Regions from separate parts of the Homo sapiens genome. Here regions 2 and 3 are each linked to region 1. The links are chromatin contacts, found by Hi-C or POLR2A ChIA-PET in ENCODE. All regions are on one chromosome and are shown on one strand. Each heading gives the region's core, a stretch centred on a gene start or an enhancer-like site at or near the end of the contact. The rest is flanking DNA. Distances are from core to core; before and after follow the strand shown.

Evidence for each region. A loop is a pair of places that touch in the nucleus more often than their neighbours do. ChIA-PET counts read pairs that join two places held with the same protein, here RNA polymerase II (POLR2A). Pooled maps may share reads with other maps.
Region 2: a loop to region 1 is called in a map of CD8-positive, alpha-beta T cell, with 7 times the contacts of the local background. The contact joins the promoter of RPS27A here to the promoter of ERLEC1 in region 1. A Hi-C loop is called at or near these places in 3 of 168 maps with a recorded cell type or tissue (CD4-positive, alpha-beta T cell, CD8-positive, alpha-beta T cell and naive thymus-derived CD4-positive, alpha-beta T cell), 4 of 37 single-sample maps with no recorded cell type and 11 of 50 pooled maps. POLR2A ChIA-PET finds 5 or more read pairs at or near these places in 2 of 52 experiments (CD8-positive, alpha-beta memory T cell and WTC11).
Region 3: a loop to region 1 is called in a pooled map, with 8 times the contacts of the local background. The contact joins the promoter of CCDC88A here to the promoter of ERLEC1 in region 1. A Hi-C loop is called at or near these places in 6 of 50 pooled maps.

What each region holds. Positions count from the first base shown.
Region 1 is chr2:53,784,387-53,788,784 of GRCh38, reverse strand. It overlaps ERLEC1 (endoplasmic reticulum lectin 1), which reads right to left and starts at 1,741. Exons shown (of 14, transcript NM_015701.5): 1 at 1,413-1,741. The coding sequence starts at 1,574. It overlaps ASB3 (ankyrin repeat and SOCS box containing 3), which reads left to right and starts at 1,832. Exons shown (of 10, transcript NM_016115.5): 1 at 1,832-1,964. All of the region lies in intron 1 of GPR75-ASB3 (GPR75-ASB3 readthrough), which reads left to right. RefSeq lists enhancers at 1,749-2,168, 1,684-2,342.
Region 2 is chr2:55,229,394-55,234,348 of GRCh38, reverse strand. RPS27A (ribosomal protein S27a) reads right to left here and starts at 1,661. Exons shown (of 6, transcript NM_002954.6): 1 at 1,641-1,661; 2 at 1,477-1,541; 3 at 932-986; 4 at 145-230. The coding sequence starts at 1,524. It overlaps CLHC1 (clathrin heavy chain linker domain containing 1), which reads left to right and starts at 2,056. Exons shown (of 13, transcript NM_152385.4): 1 at 2,056-2,126. RefSeq lists enhancers at 1,382-1,561, 1,582-2,011.
Region 3 is chr2:55,417,542-55,421,928 of GRCh38, reverse strand. CCDC88A (coiled-coil domain containing 88A) reads left to right here and starts at 2,073. Exons shown (of 33, transcript NM_001365480.1): 1 at 2,073-2,912; 2 at 3,013-3,113. The coding sequence starts at 2,850. RefSeq lists silencers at 1,673-1,962, 2,023-2,072, 2,103-2,172.

The DNA.
Region 1 (4,398 bases), core at 492-2,991:
TTTACATAGGTATTTCAATGTATCAATATTTTGTGGCATTAATACAAAGAGAAATTTGACGTCCCAGAAAAATATTTACCTAGATAAATTCAGAACATTTGGTTCACACATGTAATCCCAGTATTCTGGGAGGCTCAGGCACGAGGATTGCTTGAGCCCAGGAGTTCGAGACCAGCCTAGGCAACATAGTGAGACCCTGCCTCTAGAAAAAAAAAAAAAAATTAGCCAGGAGTGGTGGGATTTCCCTATAGTCCCAGCTACTGGGAAGCTGAGGAGATCTCTTGAGCCCAGGAGGTCGAGGCTGCAGCCAGTGGTGACCGTACCACTGCACTTCAGAATGGGCAACAGACTGAGACCCTGTCTCAAAAAACAAACAAAAACAGAAAAACCCAAACCAAACCAAACCAAACCAAAAAACCCCTAACACTTGCAAATAGAAAGCTATGTGGTAATAACATCCATTAACTTGACACATCTTGTTTTGACATCATAGTGTCACTTACTGTTTCAATGAAATGGTAATGAAAGAATATAATAAAGTATTGCAAGTTGAATGCTTGAAGGTAATTGGAATAAAAAGTTTAAAAAAATTTTGCTTTTTCCGGGACTTCAATTTGAAGTAAATGAGTTAATTACTACATGGTAAGTGTCATAAGAGTACAATATTTATTAGCCTGCAGTAGGTACACGTGGACAGGAAGACTTTTCAGCGGTCCACTCCCCCAAGAGGGAATTTTCATTTCCGCGAGGTTACAAATGTTCTTCACTACAGGAAAACTCAACATAGAAGCTCATGTTCTGGGGACTCAAATAACAGTCGTAATACATGAAAACTGTAAAGGATATTCTGCATAAAGGGTCGTTAACATCTCACAGGCCAAATAGCCCTCTCAGAAACAACTAGGAAAGGAAAAAGTTCCCTTGGAGCTGTGCGTTTGCGTATGTCCGTGTGTGTATACAACTGAGGGAGAACGAATACGAGAGAGGGAACTCGAGTCTGAAGTACTGTGGTGTGGGCAGGGTGACATGTAATACTGAAGGAAAGAAGTCTGCTGGTGAAGTAAGAGCCACAGTTAATTTTCCGAAAGGAAGATGAGTAAGTGCACCTGACGTTATTCTACGAAAGCTGCTTCTGCAGGGTGGGAATGTTGGGAAGCAAGGTCTAGTGCGACAGAATTGAAAAGGTGGAGAGCAGGTGATTGCTGGATCCCTAATGCTCAGCAAGGGGGACGCATCCACATAACGTGAGAACGAACGAATGAATGAACGCTGCATAAAAGCAGCTTTGGCTTGGGGAAGGTAAGAGTCTGCAGAGAAGGTCTTGGGGAGAAAAAGCAAAGAAAACCGAGGGAAGAGGCCGAACCCTTAGTGTCAGGAGGAGGGGTGGCTGCGGGGTTAGTGAGGGCACTGACCAGAGAGAACTCGGTGCCGGGCCAGTTGACTCGGAAAGGGATGTCATCGCTGAGTTGAGGAAGGGCTCGGCCGCCGCCGGACGCCTCCAGGAGGCCGCAGAGGACCAGTAACACCGGCCCGCCCGGGACCAGACTCCGTACGCCGCCGCCTCCTTCCTCCATCCTCCGCCGCCGCTTTCTCCAGCCACCGCCACAACCTCCTCTGCTCCAGGAGGAGAGGAGGAGGAGGAGGAGGTGGAGGAGGAGGCGGCGGGACTATAAAGCGCCCGGGTATCACCGGCCCAACCGCCGCCACGTCTCCTTCCGGAGAGCCCGGCAACGCCGCCTCCGCCCCCTTGAGCCTCCTGTCACCGTTTCCGGGGCAGACGACATATCAACATCCGGGGGTCGCGGAGCCGTCCGCCTACGGGGGCCGGGACGTCGCCTGCGCGTCTCTCGTTTTCGGACGGCTGCAGCATCGCGGTGGGGATCGAAAGCGGGGGCTTCTGGGACGCAGCTCTGGAGACGCGGCCTCGGACCAGCCATTTCGGTGTAGAAGTGGCAGCACGGCAGGTCGGTGAGTCTCGGAGGCGGCAGCCGCTTCCTGAAGCCATTCCCGCTGCTCTCCAGTGGGCAGGCAGAGGTTTGACCCACACGGAGTGATAGCGGGAAGAAGACAGTGTGAACCGTGCGGGTGCGGGTCCTTAGATGAGAAAATTCGAAGTAGCGATGAGATGTGAGAAATGGCGGTGTTCCTGACTGACCTGCCTTCTTGCAGCTTTTCTTCTTTTTCTCCGCATTTGGCATTTGTACACTTCATTTTTCCCGCTTGAGGCTTATCTCCATCTCTTCTGCTGTGGACCGTGGCCATCTCGTTACTTAACAGCTTCTGACTAACGCAGGGCAGTTTGTTCAGCGACTGCAACTCTGTGTTAGGGGAAACCTGGGGTGAGGTAGCCCGCCATCTCCCCGTAGGTGAATACCGCAAGCCTCCGAATTTGGCGTGGTGGGCGACTCTCGTGGAATGGGCAGCTAGACATCACAACCCTACATTTTTACCCTCCATCTCTAGATTGAAGTGTTGGGGTGTTGTTTTATCAAGGAAGCTGGTAAGGTTCCTTATGTGAGGTTTAGCGCCAGATGAATGTGTGTGTTTATGAACTAAGTCACGTCTGACTGCATCCCCAAATTAGACAAAAAGTTTTGTTTTTCCCTCCCCCTCTTTAGAAAAAATGCCATTGTCTGTTTTGATCTCCAATATAATGGACATAGAGTGTTGGCTTTAGAGAAATTACCATTCCCTAAAGCTCGACAGTCTTGCTAGATCTGTTAAAGACTGGTCGCCCCCACTTCCTCAGATTTGAACCAAATCAAAAAGCAGGAAGGACAGTCCCATATTCTATCTTAAAAATTTTTTTTTAACATCAGGAATCCATAGTATCAAAGAAGATAACTTTCTTCAGAATTGTTATTCGCTAATTATATTCAGCACTTCTTATTAATGCTTAATGTGATCCAGACTCCTGGGATTTTTGTTGTTGTTGTTTGTTTTGAGACAAAGTCTCGCTCTGTCACCCAGGCTGGAGTGCAGAGGCATAATCTTGGCTCACTGCAACCTCCGCCTCTGGAGTTCAAGGGATTCTCCTTTTTCTCAGCCTTCCGAGTAGTTGGGATTACAGGCGCGCGCCGCTACACCCTAATTTTTGTATTTTTAGTAGAGGCAGGGTTTCACCACGTTGGCCAGGCTGGTCTCGAACTCCTGACCTCGGGTGATCCGCCCTCCTCGGCCTTCCAAAGTGCTGGGATTACAGGCCTGAGCCACTGTGCCTGGCCCCCCTGGGCTTGGTAAAATGCCAAATAAATGGGTTTCTGTCTTTGGTCACACAGTCTAGGCAGGGAGATTGTACAAACAAATAATTGCAAACTATTATAGTAGTAATAGTCAATTTTTTTTTTTTTTAGCATTTATTCTGTGCTAAGCACTAGTCTTAAGTCATGAAGGAAAAGAGATGTATTTGACGGAATAAAAATGAAAACTGTCTGTGAGGTCCTGTTTTAGCATTTAGGGCTATAGTGATTGAATCTGTGTTCAATAGAGCTGATGTTCAAGTAAGAGGGGAACTTAAATAAGTAAAATAATTTCTAGTATTGGTAAGTGCTGCAAAGAAACTAAGGTTATGTGAAAGACAATACCTGTAGGATGTGTTGCTTTTAGTACGTAAGTCAGAGGAGACTTCTGTGAGGAAGTGACATTTGAATTGTGACTTGAATGATGAAAAGAAGGGAGCCAGACAAATTTCTAGGCAGAGGCCCTGAGGCAGGAATGAGCTTGATGTGTTGGAGTGATAGAAAGAAGGCCAGTGTGGCTGGAGTGTAAGAGGAAAGTGGTAGAAGAAGTTTGAGAAGCAGAAAGAGGCCAGGGAGACAGCTCTGTAGGCAGGAGAGTGGACAGGACCCGATGTACATTTGTGAAGATCATTGTGGCTGCTGTGTGGAAAATTGATTGTAGGGGGTGTTGTGGGTTGAATTGTGTTCCCCAAAAAGACATGTTTAAGTCCTATCCCCTAGAACCTGTGAGTGTGAACTACTTGGGATAGGGTCTTTGCAAATATAATTCAAGTAAGGATGAGGTCATACTGAATCAAAGGGGGCCCTAATCTGGTGACTGGTATCTTTATAAGAAGAGGGAAATTTGGATACACATGGACACACAGGGAGAATGCCATGCCAGGAAGGAGGAGGCAGCAAGATTGCAGTATGTGTCTATAAGACAAGGAATGCTAAAGATTGCCAGTAATCACCACAAGCTAGGAAGAGGCAAGGAAGAATCCTTCTTTAGAGCTTTCAGAGAGAGAGAATAGCCCTGCTGACATCTTGATTTCTGACCTCTAGTTTCTAGAATTGTGAGACAATCAATTTATGCTGTCTAAGCTGCTCAGTTTGTGGTCATTTGTTACAGCAGCCTCAGGAAGGTAATAGAGGATGAAAACCAAAAAGTAGTTGAGAC
Region 2 (4,955 bases), core at 412-2,911, 1.4 Mb before region 1:
GTCTGAGAGGTGGAGGTTGCAGTGACTGCGCCACTCACTCCACCCTAGGTGACAGAGTCAGAGCCTGTCTCAAAAAAAGTAAAATAAAAAATTTCCAAAATAACATTTTTTTTTTAAAAGAGGCTGCTCTTCCCCTAGACAGACCTTTTGAATATTGTAGTCAGACAAAGTACGTCCATCTTCCAGCTGCTTGCCAGCAAAGATCAGTCTCTGCTGATCAGGAGGAATTCCTAATGACAAAAAACAAAAATTAAGTCACAGCACACCAAGCCTGTGATGTGCTCCAGACTTATAAGGTAACACCCCTTAATCAAATACATGATACTAAAGGCTGACAATAAGCCCTTACTAGAGGTTAGGCATGGTTCTAAATCTTTACATGTCACATTTTACCGCATTTAATATTAGGGACAATACTTGGTTGTCTGCAGTGGCTGACACCTGTAATACCAATACTTTGGGAGGTCGAGGTGGGCAGATCACTTGATGTGAAAAGTTCAAAACCAGCCTGGCCAACAAGGTAAAACCCAGTCTCTACTAAAAATACAATAAATTAGCCAGGCATGGTGGTGCACGCCTGTAATCCCCACTAATAGGGAGGCTGAAGCACAAAAATCACTTGAACCCGGGAGGCGGAGGCTGCAGTAAGCCGGGACAAGCGAATGCACTCCAGCCTGGGCGACAGAGGAGACTCCATCTCACACAAAATAAATAAATAAGTGTCCAAATTCACGCAAGTGAAATACACCTCAAGGATTCCAATCTAGGTACTGTGCTCCCCGATCACCAATGTCTATTGTGTTATTCCACAAGTATTTCGCTTTGTCAATCTGACCCCTTCCCCCATCACCAAGAGCAGGTATGTCTAGCACCTACAGGTAGGCCGAAGTCTCCGCAGGTTAAGTTTTCTTAACTACAAAATACTACTTGCCTTCCTTATCCTGGATCTTGGCCTTTACATTTTCTATCGTATCCGAGGGTTCAACCTATGAGTGTTAAAGTGAAAGCATGTTGGTTACACATTAAGGAACTACAGCAGAACTCATTTAGTTTGACAATTACCACTGAACCGAACCAGCGACAGGGCTGAGACCTACTCGAGAGACCTATTACCCACCCAGTGGGCAACCTCCCAAGTCGGCTACCGGAAAGCACCTTCATCTCCCCAGCCCAGAGCGGGCGGCGGCCGCAGGGCCACACGTGCTCGCACCCGGCGGGCAGAGCGTCTCCTTCCCCACCGCAGCTCCTCCGTTTTAACTAACTAGCTGGAACCCCTCGAGAGGAGACAGGTCCAGCCTTTGGCCACCGAAAATCACCTCTAGGTCGTTGCTCAGCAAAAGGTACTCATTTCAAAGCTTAAGTTTTAGAACCCAAATTCGGAATCATGGTCTAAGACATGGAAAGCAGCGCCGGTCCTAAAATCCACCTCAGGACCTTATTCGGACCTTGGCTTCCTCATGACCACCCGGCCCGTACCTCGAGGGTGATGGTCTTCCCCGTAAGGGTTTTCACGAAAATCTGCATTTTGGTGGCGGCTCCACCTGAGGTTGAGGAAAAGGAAGAGACAGGTTAGGTCAGGGATCACAAGAGAAGGCACCATAGGGTGCTAACCCGAGAGCAGCCGAAGTGCAGACACCCACCGCAGATGGCGGATCGAAAAGGAAGAACGCCGCGCAGGCCCACGGGGTTTCCCGGAGCTCCCGCCGAAGGACCCACCCCTTAGGCGACCACACCAAATGCCTGACTGCCGTCCCAGCGACAATCCAACCCGGTGCCAGACTAGGACGTGAACTTCGTTTCTCCTCTCCCTAGCCTGGGCTTATTTCTCACTTTAGCCTTCGGAATGCTTTCGAAACTGTAGGTTTAAGCAACGTAAAAGATGTTTTAAAAAGGCTTTTCCCGTACAATCAACGTGGCTAAGAGAATTTTTAAAAGGAGGTCGAGGGGGGCCTCTTGGGGAAGAGGTAGGAAATGGAAGTGCATTCTGGGAACTGTAGTTCTCCACTGCTTTCTTCTACCTTGGACTACTTGTCCCAAGATGCAGTTCCACCTCCCAGATTCCCTAGTTACTATCTCTAAGCACTGAAGTCGGTGTTTGGAGAAAAGGACTCAGGTGAGGACTGGAGGTAGGATGAAGCGGAATAATGGTTTCCGGAGCGTGGGAACGGGCCGGAAGTGACTAGAGCAAATGTTAAGCGGGGGGCAAAGGGTGCGGGGCACGAAAGGTGTCCTTCACTCACTTCCAGAAGCGGTGATGGGCAGAGAATCAGCAATCTACCAGACGCTCCTTGGGCCTTCAAGGGAAGGGAATTTGCGTGGCCTGCTCCAGGCAAACTGAAAAATAGGTGAAATCTGCGGAAGCGGGGGTTCAGCCCTTTCTCTCCTGTAGCGCCTCCCTGCTTTCAACCGCCGAGTCTCTCCCAGCCTAGGGAAGAGTCTGGGTCTTGTGTGTCACTCCTTAGTGTGACACGCTTTAATATGTTGAAAAATCTCAGGAGTTTTCAAATTTTAAAGTGAAGCCGTACGGAAAAGAAACCTGCAGAATGGTTATTTAGTTGTAGAATTTCCAAATTTGGGCATTGGGAGTCTTGGATCTGAGAGGAAGTTTTTGGAGTATGTATGGGGTGCTTCTTCCGGCAAGGAGGCCAATTAGAAGCAAGTTCTCCCTGTCCTTTCTCCACTCCACAAACCAGAGTCCTTTCTAATGTCTTCTGTATTTATTTCTTCATCCTCTGCCCTCTGCGACCCCATCCCCAAATTCAGACCTTAATTTTCTCTTGTAGGGGTTCCGAATCTAACTCCTTATCTCTCTCCAGTCTTTCCTCCTTTCTAACCCACCTTCACTATTGCCTCCAAAATATTCATTCTGAAAGGTAAATGTGTGTTATTATTTTATACCTCACCTTCAGGATACAATTCAAATTTCTTAGAATGACATTCAGCCTCTGCCTTCCTTACAACCTAATCTGCTAAACCCATTACTCTACATTTTAGTAAATGAAGCTAATTTAATTTCCTGACCTATGCCCTCCCGTGTTTTGGCATTTCTGAAGAATCCAGTCGTTTATTCTTCCTGGAACTTTTTTTTTTTTTTTTCGTGAGACGGAATTTCGCTCTGTTGCCCAGGCTGGAGTGCAGTGGCGCGGTCTCGGCTCACTGTAAACTCCGCCTCCCAGGTTCAAGCAATTCTTCTGCCTCAGCCTCCCGAGTAGCTGGGATTACAGGCGCCCACCACCACACCCGGCTAATTTTTGTATTTTTAGTAGAGATGGGGTTTCACCATGTTGGCCAGGCTGTTCTCTAGCTCCTGACCTCAAATGATCCATCCTCCTTGGCCTCCCAAAGTGGTGAGATTACAGGCGTGAGCCACCACGCCCTGCCTCCTGGAACATTTTTCATCCCCTAGTCCGCCAACTAGTCTCTACAACAAAATTTCCTAGAGTTGCTTGTACATATTGTCTCTAATCTTTCCCTTCCGTTGTCTGAACCCACTCCTGTCAGGCTTTTGTCCCCACCATTCTGATCGGATAGCTCTTGTAATGGTCACTAATGACCTCCATGTTGCTAAATTCAATGGTCATTTCATCTTATTTGATCTGTCAGCAGTATTTGACACAGTTGCTCATTCCATCTCTCTTTGAAAACCTTTCAAAGACTTCACCTCTCAGTTTTTCTGCCACCCTGGAGGCTCTTTTCCAGGCTCATTTGCTGCTTCCTCTTGATCTGCAAGACCTCTAACCATGGAGTATCCCCAAGGCCCAGTCCTTGGACCTCTGCTTTGTCTGCATTTTCTTGGTTATCTCATTTTTGTTTAATAACTTTTAAAGTATCATCATATGCAAATGACTCATAAACTTATCTGTCAGACCAGATATGTCACAGATATGTCACAACTTCATCTTCACATATCCAGCTATCTACTCAACATCTCTAATGGACAGGCCCCAAACACTTAATCTCATGAAATTGCTCTTCCCATGTTTATATATGGCAATTCCCATTTCTCCAGTCACTAAGGCCAAAAACTTTATGATTATCCTTGACTGTTCTTTTATATCCCACATCTTATCTACCTTGGCAGATCTTGGCTTTATTTTCAAAATATATGCAGAACACTTCCTACCACCTCCATTGTTAGCACCCTGATTCAAGCCACCATCATCTTTTGCCTTGATTATTGCAGTAGCTTCGTAACAGCACTTCCAGCTTTGACCCTTGCGTCCTATAATCTGTTTTCCACAGAGCAACAAGAACAATTCTTTTTTTTCTTTTTTTTGAGATGGAGTTTCGCTGTTGTTGCCCAGGCTGGAGTGCAATGGCACAATCTTGGCTCACCGCAAACTCTGCTTCCCGGGTTAGGTGATTCTCCTGCCTCAGCCTCTCCAGTAGCTGGGATTACAGGCATGCGCCACCACGCCCAGCTAATTTTGTATTTTTAGCAGAGACAGGGTTTTTCCATGTTGGTCAGGCTGGTCTGGAACTCCCGACGTCAGGTGATCTGCCCGCCTTGGCCTCCCAGAGTGCTGGGATTACAGGCATGAGCCACCATGCCTGGCCAAGAACAATTCTTTAAAATGTTAAGTCAGCTCTCCCACTCTTCTGCACACAGGCCTCTAAAGGCTTCGAATCTCACTCAGAGGAAAGCCTAAATTCTTACAAGTGAGGCTGTTGCTCCAGTGCTGGAACAAGTAGAGGCCACAGTCCAGTGTTGCTCCTCTTGCCAAGTCTGCCCAGAGAAAGGGACCTCTTTTTCTAAACCGCACAAAGGTACCCCCTAGGCTGATAGTAGTTCTGCCCTCAAGACCCTACATGCTACATAATCTGGCAGTTACCTCTCTGATCTCATCTCTTCTCTCCCTTTCTCATTCTCTTCTAGCCCCACGGGCCCTCTAGCTGTTCCTCAAATGTGTTGTCCCACCCTGAGGCCTTTGGACTGGCTACTCTCTTTGCCTCAA
Region 3 (4,387 bases), core at 824-3,323, 1.6 Mb before region 1:
AAGAGTTATCAGGCCAAGCGCGGTGGCTCTCACCTGTAATTCCAGCCCTTAGGGAGGCCGAGGCGGTGGATCACTTGAGGTCAGGAGTTCGAGACCAGCCTGGCCAACGTGGTGAAACCCCGTCCCTACTAAAAATAGAAAAATTAGCCAGTGGGTGGTGGCGGGTGCCTGTAATCCCAGTTACTTGGGAGGCTGAGGCAGGATAATCGCTTGGACCCTGGAGGTAGAGGTTGCAGTGAGCTGAGATCGTGCCACTGCACTCCAGCCTGGGTAATAGAGACTCTGTCTCAGAAAACAAAACAAACAAAAAAAGAAGGAGTCACCAAGCCAGGCGTGGTGGCTCACACGTCTCGTCTCAACTGCTAGGGAGGCTGAGGTGAGAGGGTCACTTGAGGCCAGGAGTTTGAGGCCAGGCTGGGCAACACAGTGAGACTCCCATCTCTAAAAGGCTTTTTAAAAAGTCATCAAGAGCAGATGGAAAAGATTGCTAGCAACAAGGATGTCTGAAGGCTTGTGTACTGGCTAGGGAAATGCAAGGTTCTACTTGTACATCACCTAGCAAAGTGCCACATGAATGCATCCTAATTTTAATTAAGATGATTTTCAAAGGGCATTTAGTTCCCTCCTCAAAGCAAGATCCTTTCTCCTGTAACTGAAGCAGAGAGGTTATATTTCAAGTTTTTCATAAAGGTTCTTTATTTTGAAGGAATAATGTTAAAAACAACATTAATGACATTTATAGAACACTTAACTATAAGCTGCCATTTCATTTAACCCTATTATTAGCCCTGCTTTACACGTGACGGAATCGAAGCACAAAGAGACTCAATAACGTGCGTAGGCTCACACAGCTGGTGCATATTGGAACCAGGCAGGAAGACTTCAGAGTCCAGGTTCTCAACTACCCAATTAAGAAATTCTGCTCTTTCTTAACTGTGTTATGACAAAAACATTTTTACTGCTAATTTAAAATATATACTCCGTGTAAATATTTATGTAATGTAAACATAGCACACATTATAAAACTATAATATTATCTTTTATCAAAAAAAGATTGCGTTCTATATGCCCATTTTACCCCGGGAAAAAGGTCTTTATTTTCCTTTGAAATGAGGAGTAGCATTTGATTTTGCCAGGGAACTTAAAATTATTTCAAGGTCCCAGTCGTACGTGGCATGGAGATTTATGACAAATATGTAATCTGTTTATTTGTCACCCAACTTGGATGACTTCTAAATGTTTCTTCTTTGTAGCTCTTGATTTTGCTTGGGTTTCCCCCGACCCATGCCCAAATAGTAAAAAACAAAACAAAACCAAAAAACAATGTCTGAGTCATGTTTGCTCCAGTCAGGGAATACCAACGTGCTGACAGACAGCTCTGGTTTTTAAAAAATCTTACTGTATGTCACTTGCAACTTTGAAGAACATTCATGCGTTAGTGGACTGCATTTGGAAGAAAACAAAAAGGAGAAAAAAACCCCCACCAAGTTGTGGCTCAAGTCCCTCTGCCATTTGCTGCAGTGAGTTTTCCTATTCCATTTTGCTGGGGAGAAGGCATGCTTTACAGAACACATCAAACTGTCCGAAAAAGGCTGTCTGCATCCCTCATGTTTATAAGAGAAGGATTTCTTTCCCCTTCCTTCACGTATCAAAGAAGTCACTCGGGGAGGAAATAAACCATAATTAGGCATGAGCGAGCGAGCAGACAGACCCCTTGCTCTGCCTTCCCTGTCCCCGCCCACCAGGCAACCGTCCTGGGCGCAACCGAGGAGCGGGTTGTCTCCGCAGCAGCTGCAGCGAGCGCGCGCCCACGCCCGAGCCCGCGCCCGCCGCCAGGATCTGGGCGGCGGCGAGGCTAGCCCGGGGGCGCGCTCGCTCGGGAGCGCGCTCATGCAGCGGTTTTCTTCTCCCACAATCCAGAGGCAGCTGCACGGGAGGGGCGGGGAGTCGGCGGAAGGATATCGGCGCGGAGGGAGCAGCGCGCTCCCTTTGACGGCGGCCCCCGGCATTGGCGGGCGGCGCTGGCGGGCGGCGAGGGGTGGGGTGTGATGCGGCACTGCGGTTCTGAGGCCGTTACTCCGGCTTCTCCATAGAGGGCGGAGAAGGCTGGAGCGCGGCGGTGATTTTGTGCCAGGGATTCCCAGAGACGCGCTGAAAGGCTGGCAGGGCTTAGGAAGCTGGGGGGTTAGGGACACACATTCAAGCCCCCACCCCCGGGAGGGGAAGGGGGCTGGAGGCGAGGCTTGAGGGCGGCGGAGGAATGGTGTCTGCTCGGGGGGAAGGGGCGAGCCCTGCCTGTTGGTACTGAGGGGCTGCGGGCAGTGGAGGCTCCGCGGGTCGAAAGCGGCTCCATGCCCATCGGTGGGTGGAACGTGTAGAGGTCGGAACGCCGAGGTCGAGTCTGGTGGCGCCTCGGTATCCTTAACGTGGTCTCTGTTTAACGTATTTCATTTAGCCCCCGTTGGGATTGATTCATTGGGAGCAGTTTCGCTGGTCTGGATCCTCCAGGAGCTGGACAACCTTGACGGGCTTTTTGTCTTGGGTTCCAGCCCCCTTTCCCTTCCTCCTCCTCCAGATGCCTTTTCTCTGCCCCTCCTCGCCCGGTACAGACATTTCCAGCGCAGGCTGCTGCTCGTGGTGTCCGTCGTCGAAGCCACTTCTTGGGATTTCGGCTCGTTTCACTCTGGGGTGTTTTTTGAGGAGGGAGAGTGCCCCCCTCCTCCACGATGGGATTTTTCTCCCTTGCCGAAATGGACTTTCATTGATTTCTACTTACTTCCACGTTTAGTGACCAATTCCCTAGGCGTATTTTTGTGGTAGTTCCTTTTTTCAAATACATACTCTGTAAAATGGAGAACGAAATTTTTACTCCCCTTCTGGAGCAGTTCATGACCAGCCCTTTGGTCACTTGGGTAAGTGGGGTGTCCTTTATTGTATATTTTGCTGAGTTATTTGTGGCTGCAGAGATGGAGGTGGGCGTTCATGTCGTGGTGATCCTTCTGTTTGTTCTAGGTTAAAACGTTTGGACCTCTGGCCGCAGGAAATGGGACCAACCTTGATGAATATGTGGCTTTGGTGGATGGGGTATTCTTGAACCAGGTCATGCTCCAAATGTAAGTTCTTCCTTCTTTCCTAGGTAACGTTTTCTTTGAGAAATAGCATATGGTGAACTTTGAGACACGATGTTTTAAGCCCCTAATTTGGTTCATTGGCCAGAAATATTCAGGTGGTTTAAGAATTGGATCTTGAAAGGAATGCTAATGTTATGGGCTCAGCCCATTATCACAACCTAGATATTTTACCTGTTAAAATTGTGAAACTTTAGTTTTTCATTCTGTCAACCATGTATTGTCACTTGTCTTCAGTACTGAAATCCAAGCCACATTGTGTATTCTTTGATAATTTGGTAAAATAAGAGAGAAAATGAGAATCTGGTTTCCTAAGAGAGGAAAAAAGACTTTACTGTGAAGTTATGTGCATTTGATGCAGAAATGTTTCTTATTAACCTTTATATCTAGAAATAAATGGCTCAAAATTTGAAACTCGTTAAGTAATAGCAGATTTCAGAAGAGAAAATTTCAAACAGTTCTGATTGGTGAGGACTCTTGCTGTAGTAAATAATTTAAATGCCTGTAATAACTAAAGCCTGATGAGATGATTTATTGTGTGAATTATTAGGTTGCTTAATATTTTAGGGATCATTTTAAGGTATTCTTACAGGTTTTGAAATGCAAATAACAAGTCTTGATAACAATTAGATAACGACTTATTGGGCAAATCTTTGTCTTTTGTGTTTATAATATTGGGTTTGTACTAAGTAGGAAAGTATGCTTTTGAGATGGGAATTGAATAGTGAAAGTATATTGGTAGCTGGATCAGTAAAATTAAAACTCAGCTTTTATCTAATTACAGCTATTGTAGCATACGTGTATTCTAAGTACGCTAATGTAGTTTATCAAACTGAATTTTTCAGTTGTGCTCAAAGTAATGTATACTTAGTCTTATTTCTCTTTAATAGAATCTGATGAGAAGAGGTAGTTTGGAACTTTTATATGTATGGGAAATTGGTGTGTTATCAATAAATAGTTGTTACTAGAGAATAAGTCTACCATTCTGCTCTGATAACCTTATCAATTTTGTATTTTATTGGTTTAGATTTTTATGTTTAAGAGGGTAGAAGTCACATCTATAAAAAATTGCTCTCGTGTTAACTTCTCTGTGTGCTCAAAGAGATTTGTGGGCTGTTTTTCATGTACATGTTGATCCTACAGGGAAGTATTATACTATTATACATTTTCAACCAGTGTTTTGTTTTCATAGGCACCCAAAGAAATATATATGTTATCTAAATATGTATATATTTATTTTTTTCCTTAAGAAAGGAAAA